Regions from separate parts of the Homo sapiens genome. Here region 2 is linked to region 1. A link is a contact called in ENCODE Hi-C or POLR2A ChIA-PET data. All regions are on one chromosome and are shown on one strand. The core of a region is the stretch at or near the end of the contact, and the rest is flanking DNA. Distances in the headings are between cores, read along the strand shown. Region 1 has its middle 140 kb from the start of ETV1. Region 2 has its middle 190 kb from the start of ETV1.

What was found. Hi-C counts contacts between places; a loop is a spot of excess contacts on that map. ChIA-PET counts read pairs that join two places held with the same protein, here RNA polymerase II (POLR2A).
Region 2: a loop to region 1 is called in a map of PC-3, with 3 times the contacts of the local background. The contact joins two enhancer-like sites. A Hi-C loop is called at or near these places in 1 of 168 maps with a recorded cell type or tissue (PC-3). POLR2A ChIA-PET finds 5 or more read pairs at or near these places in 2 of 52 experiments (PC-9 and activated T-cell).

Annotation. Positions count from the first base shown.
Region 1 is chr7:13,846,388-13,853,014 of GRCh38, forward strand. No RefSeq gene overlaps it. Among named protein-coding and RNA genes, the nearest start is that of ETV1, 140 kb to the right of the region's middle. Within about 2 kb of position 3,889, at least 11 of the 41 ENCODE cell types and tissues checked have a DNase peak (open chromatin) inside an H3K27ac peak, as active enhancers do; they include PC-3, where a contact is called at or near this core.
Region 2 is chr7:13,798,609-13,804,875 of GRCh38, forward strand. No RefSeq gene overlaps it. Among named protein-coding and RNA genes, the nearest start is that of ETV1, 190 kb to the right of the region's middle. Within about 2 kb of position 2,608, at least 2 of the 41 ENCODE cell types and tissues checked have a DNase peak (open chromatin) inside an H3K27ac peak, as active enhancers do; they include PC-3, where a contact is called at or near this core.

The sequences.
Region 1 (6,627 bases), core at 2,639-5,138:
AGGTGGAGGTTGGAGTGAGCCAAGATCACGCCATTGCACTCCAGCCTGGGCAAAAAGAGTGGAACTCCGTCTCAAAAAAATAATAATTATTATTATCTAAACTTCCTCTGAGTGAATCATAAGATCCTCATTCCAGAGATGCCCTCCTTATTCCCAGAGGAAAGTAATGTCTTTACCTCTGAGGACACAGGGACATGAAGAAGAATCTGAAGCAGAAGATCTTGCGAAATTCCCCTACTTTATTACCATTAGATCATACTTTGTTCATTTATACTTCTAAGCAACTATTCACGCTTCATCAAACCTAGCATAAAAATATATAGGTTTTCCTGTTTCCTTGGGTCTTCATTTACAAAGGCTCCCATGTCATGTAAAACTTACATTAAATAAATTCACATGCTTTTTTCACATGAACCTAGCAATGGGTGAAAAAGAAATTACTTTTTTATCCCTTGCAGTTTCTGGCACCCAATAAATCTCTTCTCCCTAATACCATCCTTATTCTGCAATAGATAAAGGTCAAGGTTAGTAAAGAGATAATAAAGATCCAGAGAGGTTACCTGTTTAATTATAGGACTGAAAATAAAAACCACTTTATGAAAAACCAAAGGCAGGAAAGAATGTTCATTGACATTTAATACCGACTCTTGCCATGCTTAAACACACACATATACACACACAAACACATGCACTTTCAAGCACCTCTAATATTCATCAAGATACTCAACCAGGGCCCTGCGTGTCACTACCACACCTTGTCTCTATAATAATTGCACCTGGTCTCTATAACATCTACTGCAGAGAGTTCTTGTGTGCAAGATGATCTATGGAGTGTGGGTAGAAAAATTTAATATGTGTGTTTACACCTGCATTTTTCTCATTAATAAAAAAAGGATTAATAGTAGTATCTATTCCATATGGTTGTTTCAAAGGGTATATGAGTTAATTCACAAAAAGCATTTAAAATAGTTTGGAAGAAAGTTCCTTGATCAATACATGGTAGCAATTATTGTTATTACTATTATTATTGCTGTTGTTCATTTTTTAATTAGACACAGGTTGAGTTTTGCCTATATTTACAACAGTAACAGCAGTGATAACTACAGAAATACACTTATCTTGGGTATGCATATTCAAAAATGTTTAGATGCGTTTCATAATTGACATGCAGAAAAAAATAGCCAAATTAAATCATATCTCAACCTACTGGGTGCTTAAATTTAGCCAAGGTGAAATGCTCTTTCTATATCTTTGTGGAGTGTCTCCAGCCTGAATTCTCTTCTACCTTCTCTTTTCAGCTGAGTACTTTCTTCAATCCTCAATATAACCATCTGTGTATCTCCCTGATCCTACAATGTCCCTCTCTTCCATTTCATCTCTGTTCTCACAGGAATTATAAATATTTGTTTTATAGTACTTTTCCCATTGTATTTTAATTGGTTATAAATTTGTTTATAGTATTTGATTATAAAATACTTGAGGATAGCAACTGTGTCTTAGTGAACTTCATTTCTCTGGTGACTAACACAAAGCTAACAACTGTTTGCAGGAGAAATATTGAATGATCTCCCTTTTTATCTTGACATAGAAATTGATTAATTTCTTTCCCTGTAGGATGGTACAGGAAAAACAAAATTTTATGTATACAATTTACAAACATAGATTTCCTTTTCTTAGGTTATTAAAATCTGGCCAGAGATTCATTCCACAATGACATCTCCCTGGAGGCGACGACTTTAGTTTTCCTTCACTTCTATCTGACTTTGATGTTTGACCAAGATGTTCAAACTCTTAACCCAGAGAAGACACCTAAGGAAGCCACATGGTGTGGGAAAAAGTGACATATTTTAGTTTCATATAAAACTCCATTTTTTATGTTGGCTGTGCCATTTAGGAACAGAGATTTTGAGAAATATAAATAATTCTTTCTCTTCTTCTTTGACTTTATCAGTAAACTTAAAATTATAAAGTTTAACTCACAGCTTGCTCTTTTATTTCTTTTGAGAACATAAAATCACAGATATCTTATTTGATTAATTTCCTTATACAGGGTAGATATCACTACTGACAACCTCTATCAACTCCTTCTTCTAAAATGAGACTTGTGACTTGTGTTTTTAATTTTTTAACTGTTAGATAATTATATCATTCCTTTAAAATATAGTAAGCTCCTTGATGACACACTCAATCTCTCCCTTCTCCCAGAGTGCTTAATCAATATTTGTTTCTTGAATTGAATAGAACTGAGTGGTAAGATTTCCCTCCAATTTTGGTTATTTTCTAATATGAGAGTCTGGATGATCTACTCCCTCACGTACACAGTGCATGTGCCCTGGCGTGACTCGGCAGGCTCTGATCACCAGCCAATTTTCGGCAGCAAACCCGTATTTTTTTTTTATTCTGAGAAATTATAAAAATAACATTCCTGCCATCACTTCATCAATTCATAAAGTGACTTTAGTCTCTTGCTTTCTAATTCCTTTCATTTCTCCTTTATAAGCCTGCCAATAGCCTGGGCCTTTGCTGGCCTTACATATTTAATCAGAGTAACCAATGCTGAGGATTTTTACAGGGAATTAAGTTTGATTTGTTTTGAAACATTTATTTATTCCATATGGCATTTAAGTGACTGAATTATTTTTGGTGTTGGAATGAGGTTGCATAAACTGGATTCAAATTTAAAACAGACACACACACACACACACACACACACACACACAGCTAAAGCCCAGGAGTAGTTCTGTAGGAAATATCCACTGTAAAAGGAAAATGGACGTACAACTGAGGAATCAGATTAGGAGATTTGGCAAAATCACAAAGATAATTTTGCTAACATTGGAGTCACCAACATAAAGCTCCACAATTTAGGCCAATACTGGGTTGCACAGTATAGTGACATTGTGGCTTTCCTCCCTGGAATCACCATGTCACTGCCATGCTGTTGTGTCCTGGATTTAGCTGACTTTGGCAGGACAAGCCCTCTCTTATCTCTGGGGGGTGATGGGAGAGGGCTAAGCGGCCTCATCCAGTAAACTGCCTTTGCTTTCACAGGTTCAGGATGGTCAGGGGTACAGGCCTAAGCCCTACATTGTCCACAGTGATTAGTAGTTAGTTCAGAGGCAGGGATGTGAATGACCTAATTTTGTCTAATCAGTAAAGCCTAATACTTTTATTCAGTAGTTGAATAAAGATAAAAAGCTCTATTATTCCAGATCTTGTGGTTAGAGATAGGAACCCTGACACCACTGCGGCCATTTTCTTACTATGACAAAACAAGCAAACAGCAACAGTGAAAGAAAAGAAAAAGAGAAAGAAAGAAAGGAAGGAAGGAAGGAAGGAAGGAAGGAAGGAAGGAAGGAAGGAAGGAAAAGGAAAAGGAAAGAAAGGAAAGAAGGAAGGAAGGAAAGAAAAAAAGAAAGAAAGAGAAAAATGCCTGAGATAATTAGAGAATACAGAGCACAAGCCTGATCTTCAAATATTGTCTAAAGTCCACTAACGAAATATTAGCTGTATTGTTTAAGCCAATGTGAGGTGTATTTTTGTGGTGCTTGTGGTGGTGGTTGTTGTTTGGTTGTGGAGTTTTCTTGCATTTCGACTGGAAAAAGATCCTGATACATAAGCAGAGATGCAGAAAAATAAATCTATAATTATAAAATCCGTATGGTGGGGTTCTTCTGCCGGGCCCATTAGAACACGGTATGTTATTTCACACACTCTCTTATTGAAGTAAAATTACCCTTCAGCCCCTAACCATGCTCGGCAGGAGAGACTGTGCTGGGAAGACCACTGTTTCTAATGTATGTTACAAAGTTGATGCTAACAAGCATTTTAAACAAGTTAAGTGCATCACTGCTGTTTCGCCTTCTCGTGGTTAGAGGTGTGAGTCATGCTTCCTGTTAAGCCCAGAGACAGTGCCTGTTTGAGGTTTGATTATTTGGTAACAAAATGGAAAGCACACTGCTGCTGTGTCAGTGAGCTGGAAGCAATCAACATTTACTAGGCTTACACACATGAGAAATGCAAATAGGTTTCATTTGCTGGGATATGGGTTGGTGGCTTGACTCAAACATTTCATACCCCCAGGAAAAAGGAAGTTAAACCACAGGATTAATCCTTGACTAAATCTTGAGGCATTTTTAACCACAAATTAGAAAATTAAAACCAAAATGTATTCTGCCATTCCAAAACCAAAGAGCTAAGCTCTTACTTCAGAGGTTGGCAAACTCCACCATGTTGGCCCATTTCACTTGACTCTTACCTACCTACTGGTTTACTTTTACTGGCTTTCTGCCAGCCTCTCCAAGGCAGAGCCATGAAACCATGACTCCCAGCTGTGGAATCAGAGACTGGGTGGCAATTAGGCTTCAGAGGGCACCAGGAGCTTCCAGTGATACGTAATTGCTGAATTTCTGGGGATAATTACAGGGGGTCTTTGGGCTGTCTGGGGAAAAAAAAAATCAATCTGAAAACTCACAACGTATACGGTTACTGTATTACTGTAAGAATCATAACTTACAAAGTTAAAGATAGTTGTATTCCAACGGCATGATAATGCAGAAATGGTAAAGAAGAGGTAGCATCCATGCCATTCAAGATATAAAGTTCTCAGTTAATAGTAGTTGATAGCGATGATGCTTTTACTTTAAGAAAGCAAGAGAAGTAATAGTTCCTTGAACTCATCTTATAAACGCCTGATTTTATTCCACAGAGATCTTACCAGGAGAGTCAGAATCTTTTAAGGAAACTGCAGCTATCTGTGAGCATTATTAAGTTGAAATTCTTAATATAAAAAAAAAATCCAGACACCAGAGATTGCTTATAGTTTGTTTTAAAAAAATGAATGATTTGGAAATAAGGGATAGAGAAGTAGGTGATTAATATTGAGAACCTGTAACTTACAAGTTACTTCACAAAGTAACTTTCATTCTCACATTTAAAAAAATCAAAATTACAAAATCAGAATTTCAGAGATAAAGGATGTTAATCTATATTTCCACAGAGATTTTGTGGTATTCTAATGAATGTTTCAAGGTGTTGAAAGCAAGATGTATTCATACCTTTCATTAATTTATTCAGTAAATATTTAATGAGTGCTGATACAGTTGCAAAATATATAAAGCTATTGGGCTTACAAAAGTGGATAAAATAAAATCGAAATTTCTGTCTTCATGAAGCTCATCACCTAACAGAAAAAGAAAGCATGGAACTGGGTGCCCCTCTTTAGTATGTGAGATGCAAATTGTGTGCCCCAGTTGTCAGGTCTGGAATTTGATTTTATCCTGCTTAAAACTAATAAGTTTGCCTGTTTCTGCTTCATAGATACTGGCAGGAGACAGGAGACTCCTGGTTTTGAGACAAAGGACTTCATTAATCATGCATGGCACAGCAAGCAGCATAAGCATCAACATGTTTGTGTCGATTTCTCTTGCTGCCCCCTCCCAAGTCCATGGGGGTGGCGCACAATGCCCGGATAGATGCACAGTGGATTGTGTTACAGAGGAGGAATACTGCACCTAGGAGATCTACAATTTTCACAGTAAGCAGTAAGCAAGCCTGCTGCTTGTCATGAAGACATTACCTAATCCCCTGAGGATGCTCTCTGTAAACACAGCCCTGGGAAATGGTTCCCTTAAAGAGCAGTCAGTGCCTTGCATTCATGGCATACTGGCAAGACATGCAGGAGTCCAAGAGATCTGTGAAGGACATTCTCACAACATCAGTCAGGATCCAGAGTGCGATGCTAGAAATATCATGTTTTGACTGAAGCAAGAAGTCCAATATTTCTCCTTTCAATATTTTTCCCATCTGCTTTCAAGCCATCCAGGTATCTTCAGATTCTTATATGGGGATTCCCTTCTAGGGCAAGGGAAAATCCATTTTGCGATTGACACATTTCAGGATGCTAGCTATGAAGTGGGGTGCTGATTGCTGAGTAGAAAATATGGAAGACACAGACAGTGTATCCATAGCACAAATCACAGTAGTGGAGTCTCATTTCTGTACTTTTAAGGCCAACATATGTTAACCACTACGCTGAGAGATTCCAGCCAAAGTGTCAAATGTTCTCAAGGTTAAATTGACTTTGATTGCCTTACCCAGCAGCAAATGTGGTAACAATCTGCTTAGTCACAGAGAGGAGGTACAACGAGAGGTGTGGGTTGGCAAGAAGCTGGAATAGAACAAGCTGTACATTCAACAGAAATAGTTACTCCAATAGGACATCCTAATTCTAAATTATGAAAGATTCATGTAGCCATCAGAGTTCAGTTAATAAAAACAAAAGTTACCCCCTGCATTCTAAGTTTGAAGGATTTCAATCCACGAAACTAAAGATTTAAACAATCATAGGGAGGGGTGGGGAGCTAAGGTCAGGAAAATTGCTACGTTCAATCTCAAATGAAAGCACCGAAGGGATGGTTCTCAAAAACTCTCCCAAAAGGTGATGTAATTCTCAAGACTCTCTGGAATGTTCTCAGTCATCATCTCAGCTGCTATGGATGCGGTGTGTGCCCTCAAAATTCACATGTTGAAGACCTAACACCGCAATGTGATGGTTTTTAACGTAGGGCCTTTGGGAGATAACTAGGTTTAGATGAGATCTTGAGAGTGTGGCCCACATGATGGGAT
Region 2 (6,267 bases), core at 1,358-3,857, 49 kb before region 1:
AAGAAATGAAGAAAAGATGAGGTTACTAGTAAGAAGAGATAGAGGCACCAACAGGCAGCCTGGAGCTACTGACTGAGGAGCACAGAGGTTCGCTCTAACTGCTGTGTAGAGCTAGTCCAATAATTCCAACTGTGAAATTGTCCAAATTAAATTTATTTGTAATAAGTTTAGGGAAGTATGCATAAAGGAATTATAGATGATTTTTACAAAGGAAGAAAAATTCTGGCTATAACTACCAAATCTAGCATGATTCAACAATGTAAAGCAATTGTACTCAAAGCAAACCCATCGCTAAGAAGATAGACGAGGAAGCAGTGTGTACTTGTCAGGTACCAGTTAGGCAAATATACGCACTGTGGTACTTACTAGGACAGGACAGTGAATTCTTCATCTCAACACTAAAACAGATGCAAAGAAATTCAAAAAACCAGTTGAGACCCACAAGAAGTCAAAAATCATCTTAGGATGTACTGAGATATGAATCCTGAGGTCACAGTTATTTTGCTGTTTGACTTGCTCGAAAATTGCTTCAGTTCTTCATTTTTGAATCTTTATGCACAACATTTGTGAGTTTTGTGTACATTTTGGAGTCCTCGAATTCCACTAATATCAAGCAAATGGAAACATGAGTGGAATCAGGAAGCAAAATCTGCAATGTGTTCTCCTGGAATGGGTTGGAAGTGCCTGACAAGCTGCTCCAATTGGCAATGTGGATCTTGGATCCATGAAAAACACAGCTGTGTAGACCAGGGTGGAGATCAAAGGTTGGAAAACCTATTTTTCTTTTAATGTTGTGAAAAACCCTATGGTCCAAGAACCACGTATATTTTTGACATAAAGACTGCATAGAGAGAAGTCAAAGGCCTTCAGTTCATAAGTCCCTCGGAAGGACCACATATTAGTGAAAAGATGGAAATGAAAGTGCTTAGATATTTTTAATCACATAAAATTTCAACATGAATTTTGGAAGTCTAAAAATACCTTCAACACAGGCAGAATGGATTTTAACATGCTCCACACTAAACTTTCAGTTCTGAAAATAAATAGCATGCTGTTTATAGCAACACTGGGTTGTTGTTCTGTATTTCTTAAAGGTGATTATAAACGTGTCAAGATTACATTTGGGGTTCCAGAAGTAGAGCTATTCCCATTATCAGAAATGTTTTTTGCTGAGCTTGGACTGCATCTGTATTAATTCTAGTTATGAAAAGGCAAAGTAGAAAAATATGGTAAGGCTATGATCAATCATACTAAAATAATATTTTTTTAAAGTGGCAGTGCTCCATTAACTCATCCTTTCCCTTTTTCTCTAACATGACATCACATTTTCTTTACCTCTTGCTGCTCCAAATAGTCCAATTTTTGTCTCAAAATATCTCTTCCTGAAGCCAAGAAAATCTACAAAACTGTCTCTGATGACTAGACACCTATTCTTCTATGTCCTCAACAGTGTCTACCCTCTCATAATCTCCTGAAATTGAATAAACCACCATTGCTTGATACTCTTTCAAATACGAACTGAAATTGTTAAGTTTTGCCTTCAAGTATGATACCAGATGTGCCAGGGTTGATACTGAAAGGAGGCGCCTTCAGCAATTGAATAAAACAGAACTTTCCACTCCCTGGTGATTCCACAGACTTCGGAAGGGGACAGCCAGCAGTTTATAGAGTTAACCTAAGTAGCTTTCTGTGTCATTTATTTTTATAGGTTCCTCAGTTTTTTACAATTTCTTGGCAGTGTTTTAGATTCCTACTGAATGCCAGTTCTTAAAAATATCTAGTAAGAACTAAAGCAGTGCAGGATGATCAATGAATTATTTTAAATACTTTCTAAAAGTATGCTATTTTTTTTCTGTAATCAACATAATATATTTAGGGAAGTCATTATGGCATATTGAGGACCTGTGTGACCCTAATGAGGTGGGCCTTTAATGCTTTAATTCATGACAGACATATGTTTTAATAATGTTAGCGTATACCATGCGTTTAAACTGATGAGTGTATTATGAAAGTGATTTGCTTTTAATTTGAATAAAGTACTACCAGGGCAATGTATAGTTAAAAGAGTTTCATCTATAGTTAATTATTTAGCTCGGGGATTTAAAGCTGTGCGGTAATGGGCTTCTCATGTTCTTAACAGAAGTTTAGTTCAACCTTTTAAATGCTATCACAGGTTGGCAGCCAGATCTGGTTGGCCTTCATTCTTTCAATTTGTTATAGGCTACCTGCTATCAGCTTCAATACCTAGGTTTGCCAGCTGCTCTCGTGTATTCTGGGTAGCCTCATGCAATGCAGCTCTTATGTACAATTACACAACCATTCCCAACCACTTAAATCTAACATCACCCCAGAACAACAAAGGCAAGTAGGTTCAAACCTATCCCATCCTATGAGTGTACTAATGTGTAAAATAATTTTTATAAAGGTTTTATGTCAAATGTATTCGATGAGTGTGAGAAAAATAAACTTCTACCCTGCCTAAAATCAGAATTGTCTCCCTCTCTCTTGCTATGTAAATATGAATATTCTGCTAAAAACTGGGGTAGCTGTTGCTTTCTGTTGCTCTGTGTTACTCATGTTTTCCAGGCCTGGGAACAGATGGTGCACCACCTGACTCAGAAGAGTCTAATGTAAGATTCATTGTGCTTCACAGGAAATCAAAGATCAAGCAACAATACAGAAGGTGACGCAGCACCTCCTCAACCAGTAACACAGTATGATACAGTCAAGCGGCAAAGGGAGAGGGGAGGGGAGAGAGAAACTTAAAAAAAAAAAAAGAAAAAAGAAAAAAACAAAGAAAGAGCAAAGTAAGTCCACCTGCTTGGAAAACAAAACCTTTAGCCCTTGAAGATTATTATTTGAAAATACAATCAACCTCCATCCCAAACCTTTGTCTAAGATAATAATAACTAACTTTCTCTCCAAAGGACTTTACTTGAATTTGTCAGCACTAAAAGATTTTTCTGATGTCCTTCAAGAAATGTTTTAAATTCAAATCACTTGTAATGCACAGAAGTGGAGGTTGATAGTGATAAGTGTATGAAATTTGTAATTTTAACAAAGCTGTGGAGAAGGGGCCTAGGACAGAATAACTTAGATTATATGGGGTAAGGAATCTTCACAGCTATTTTAAAGAGTAGCAAGTGCATTGTGTAAGCGTTTCAAACACCCTTCTTCACTTAACCTAGAACAAGAGTTGGCAAACTATGGCCTTATGGACCAAATGTGGCCAACTGCCTGTTTTTATAAATAAAGTTTTATTGGAACACAGTCATGTTCTTCAACTTGTGCATTGTATATGGCTGCTTTTGCACTACAGTAGCAGAGATGAGTCATTATAAGAGATCATATGGCCAAGAAAGTTGAAATGTTTATGATCTTCTACAGAGAAAGCATACTGAACTCTGGGCTAGAACATAAACCCCTCTAACAATTGACATATGGACATGAACTTTCATTCCATCTGAGAAGTCAGTAAGAACCCCTATAATAACAGTATCTAACATACTTGACTCACATTTTTTACCTTTTGGAAAGAAACAGTTTCTGGCTTTCTCACCCACTATCACCCACCATCACCAGTTCACAACAGTATTAGCAGAAAAGATATTAAAATGGTTTCTTAATGTTCAGATGCCATCTTCTGACTTCCTTATTAAAAAAATAAAACCCTACATATATAATGCCTGTGGGCAACTATATGCTAATTTGTAGCCTCCCTACCCTTCTGCTGCTAAATTTTTTCAAATCATTTGTTCCTGTCAGGCTGTCACAACAAAAAAAGTTTCAGGCCCTAGACAAATACCACGTGAGGATGTATTCCTAACCTTGTTATCTCTATAACTGGTTGTAACAGAGACTCACCCCCAGAGACAGAGTGGCATTAAAGTACAGTCAAGACATTTACAAATAAATTACTGCCTGAAAAAATCATAATAAGTGAAACAGCATTTCATCCACAAAGAGCACACTTGAAAATCCGTTATCAAAGTCGATTTGCTATTTCCACCCTACATTAGCCTAATGTGATGCACACAAGGCACAGCCGGTGGTGTTCCAGCACAGACTCTCCACAAAATAAGGATTTAAGGATTTCAAACTATCTGAGAAACTGCATTACTGGTCAAGATAATGGCATTTTTATAATAAATGAAAAATAGCAGCTGAAATGCACAAGGGCATGAGATTGGGCATGAACAATCTGGTTTAAACAGAATCCCACCATCTGCCACTACAGGCATCATTCTGAAGCAGGTCAGTGCTGCACCTATTTTAGGTTTTAAATCAGTATCAGCTACAGTGACAGCCATGAGACAGAGGGATAACTTTTCTAACTGTCCTTTTCCATTATTGCATTGACAATAAAAACACCACCTTCCTTGCCAAAAGCTAATTTTGCCCCAACCCAAAAGACACTTTACTCCCAAAAGAACACAATCACAGTAGTTGGAATAGATGACTAGTTGGAAACAATGAGGACACCTTCAGTCTACATTAAACCCTTTATACAGGTGTGGCCGGCAAGATGGACGAATAGAAAGAGCTCTTGTCTGCAGCTTCCGGAGAGATCAATGCAGAAGGCAGGTAATTTCTGCATTTCCAACTGAGGTATCTGTCTCATCTCATTGGGACTGGTTAGGCAGTGGATGCAGCCCATGGAGAGTGAGCAGAGGCAGGGTAGGGCGTTGCCTCACCTGGGAAGTACAAGAGGTTGGGGAACTCCCTCCCCTAGCCAAGGAAAGCCCTGAGGGACTGTGTCGTGAGGAACGGGGCATTCCAGGCCAGATACTACGCTTTTCCCATGGTCTTTGCAACCCACAGACGCCTACACCACCAGGGCCCTGGGTTTCAAGAACAAAACTGGGCGGCTGTTTGGGCAGACACAGACCTAGCTGCAGGTGTTTTTTTTATTTGTACCCCAGTGGCACCTGGAATGCCAGTGAGACAGAACCGTTCACTCCCCTGGAAAGGGGGCTGAGGCCAAGGAACCAAGTGGTCTAAGTCAGCAGATCCCACCCCCAGAGAGCCCAGCAAGCTAGGATCCATTGGCTTGAAATTCTCGTGCCGGCACAGCGATCTGAAGTCAACCTAGAATGCTTGAGACTGATGGCGGGAGGGGCGTCTGCCATTACTGAGGCTCGAGTAGGCCGTTGTCCCCTCAGAGTGTAAAAAAAAGCCTCCTGGAAGTTCGAGCTGGGTGGAGCCCACCACAGCTCAGCAAAGCTGCTGTAGCCAGACTGCCTCTCTAGATTTTTCCTCTCTGGGCAGGGCATCTCTAAAAGAAGGCAGCAGCCCCAGTCACGAGCTTATAGATAAAACTCCCATCTCCCTGGGACAGAGGACCTGGGGGAAGGGGCGGCTGTGGGTGCAGCTTCAGCAGACTCAAATATTCCTGCCTGCCCACTCTGAAGAGAACAGCAGAGATCCCAGCACAGCACTCCAGCTCTGCTAAGAGACAGACTGCCTCCTCAAGTGGGTCTCTGACCCCCGTGTCTCCTGACTGGGACACACCTCCAAGCAGGGGTCGACAGACACCTCATAGAGGAGAGCTCTGGCTGGCATGTGGTGAGTGCCCCTTTGGGAAGAAACTTCCAGAGGAATGAGCAGGCAGCAATCTTTGCTGTTCTGCAGGCTCCGCTGTTGATACCCAGGCAAACGGGGTCTGGAGTGGACCTCCAGCAAACTCCAGCAGACCTGCGGCAGAGGGTCCTGACTGTTAGAAGGAAAACTAACAAATGGAAAGGAATAGCATCAACATCAACAAAAAGGACATCCACACAAAAACCCCATCCGAAGGTCACCAACATCAATGACCAAAGGCAGATAAATCCACAAAGATGAGGAAAAACCAGTGCAAAAAGGCTGAAAATTCCAAAAACCAGAACACCTCTTCTCCTCCAAAGGATTACAACTCTTCACCAGCAAGGGAACAAAACTGGACGGAGAATGAGTTTGACAAATTGACAGAAGTAGGCTTCAGATGGTGGGTAATAATAAATTCCTCCAAGGAAAAGGACATGTTCTAACTGAATGCAAGGAAGCTAAGAACCTTGAAAAAAAATTAGAGGAATGGCTAACTAGAACGACCAGTTTAGAGAAGAATATAAATGACCTGACAGAGCTGAAAAACACAGCATGAGAACTTTGTGAATCATACACGGGTATCAATAACTGAATCGATCAAGCAGAAGAAAGGATATCAGAGATTGAAGATCAACTTAATAAAATAAAGCATGAAGACAAGATTAGAGAAAAAAGAATGAAAAG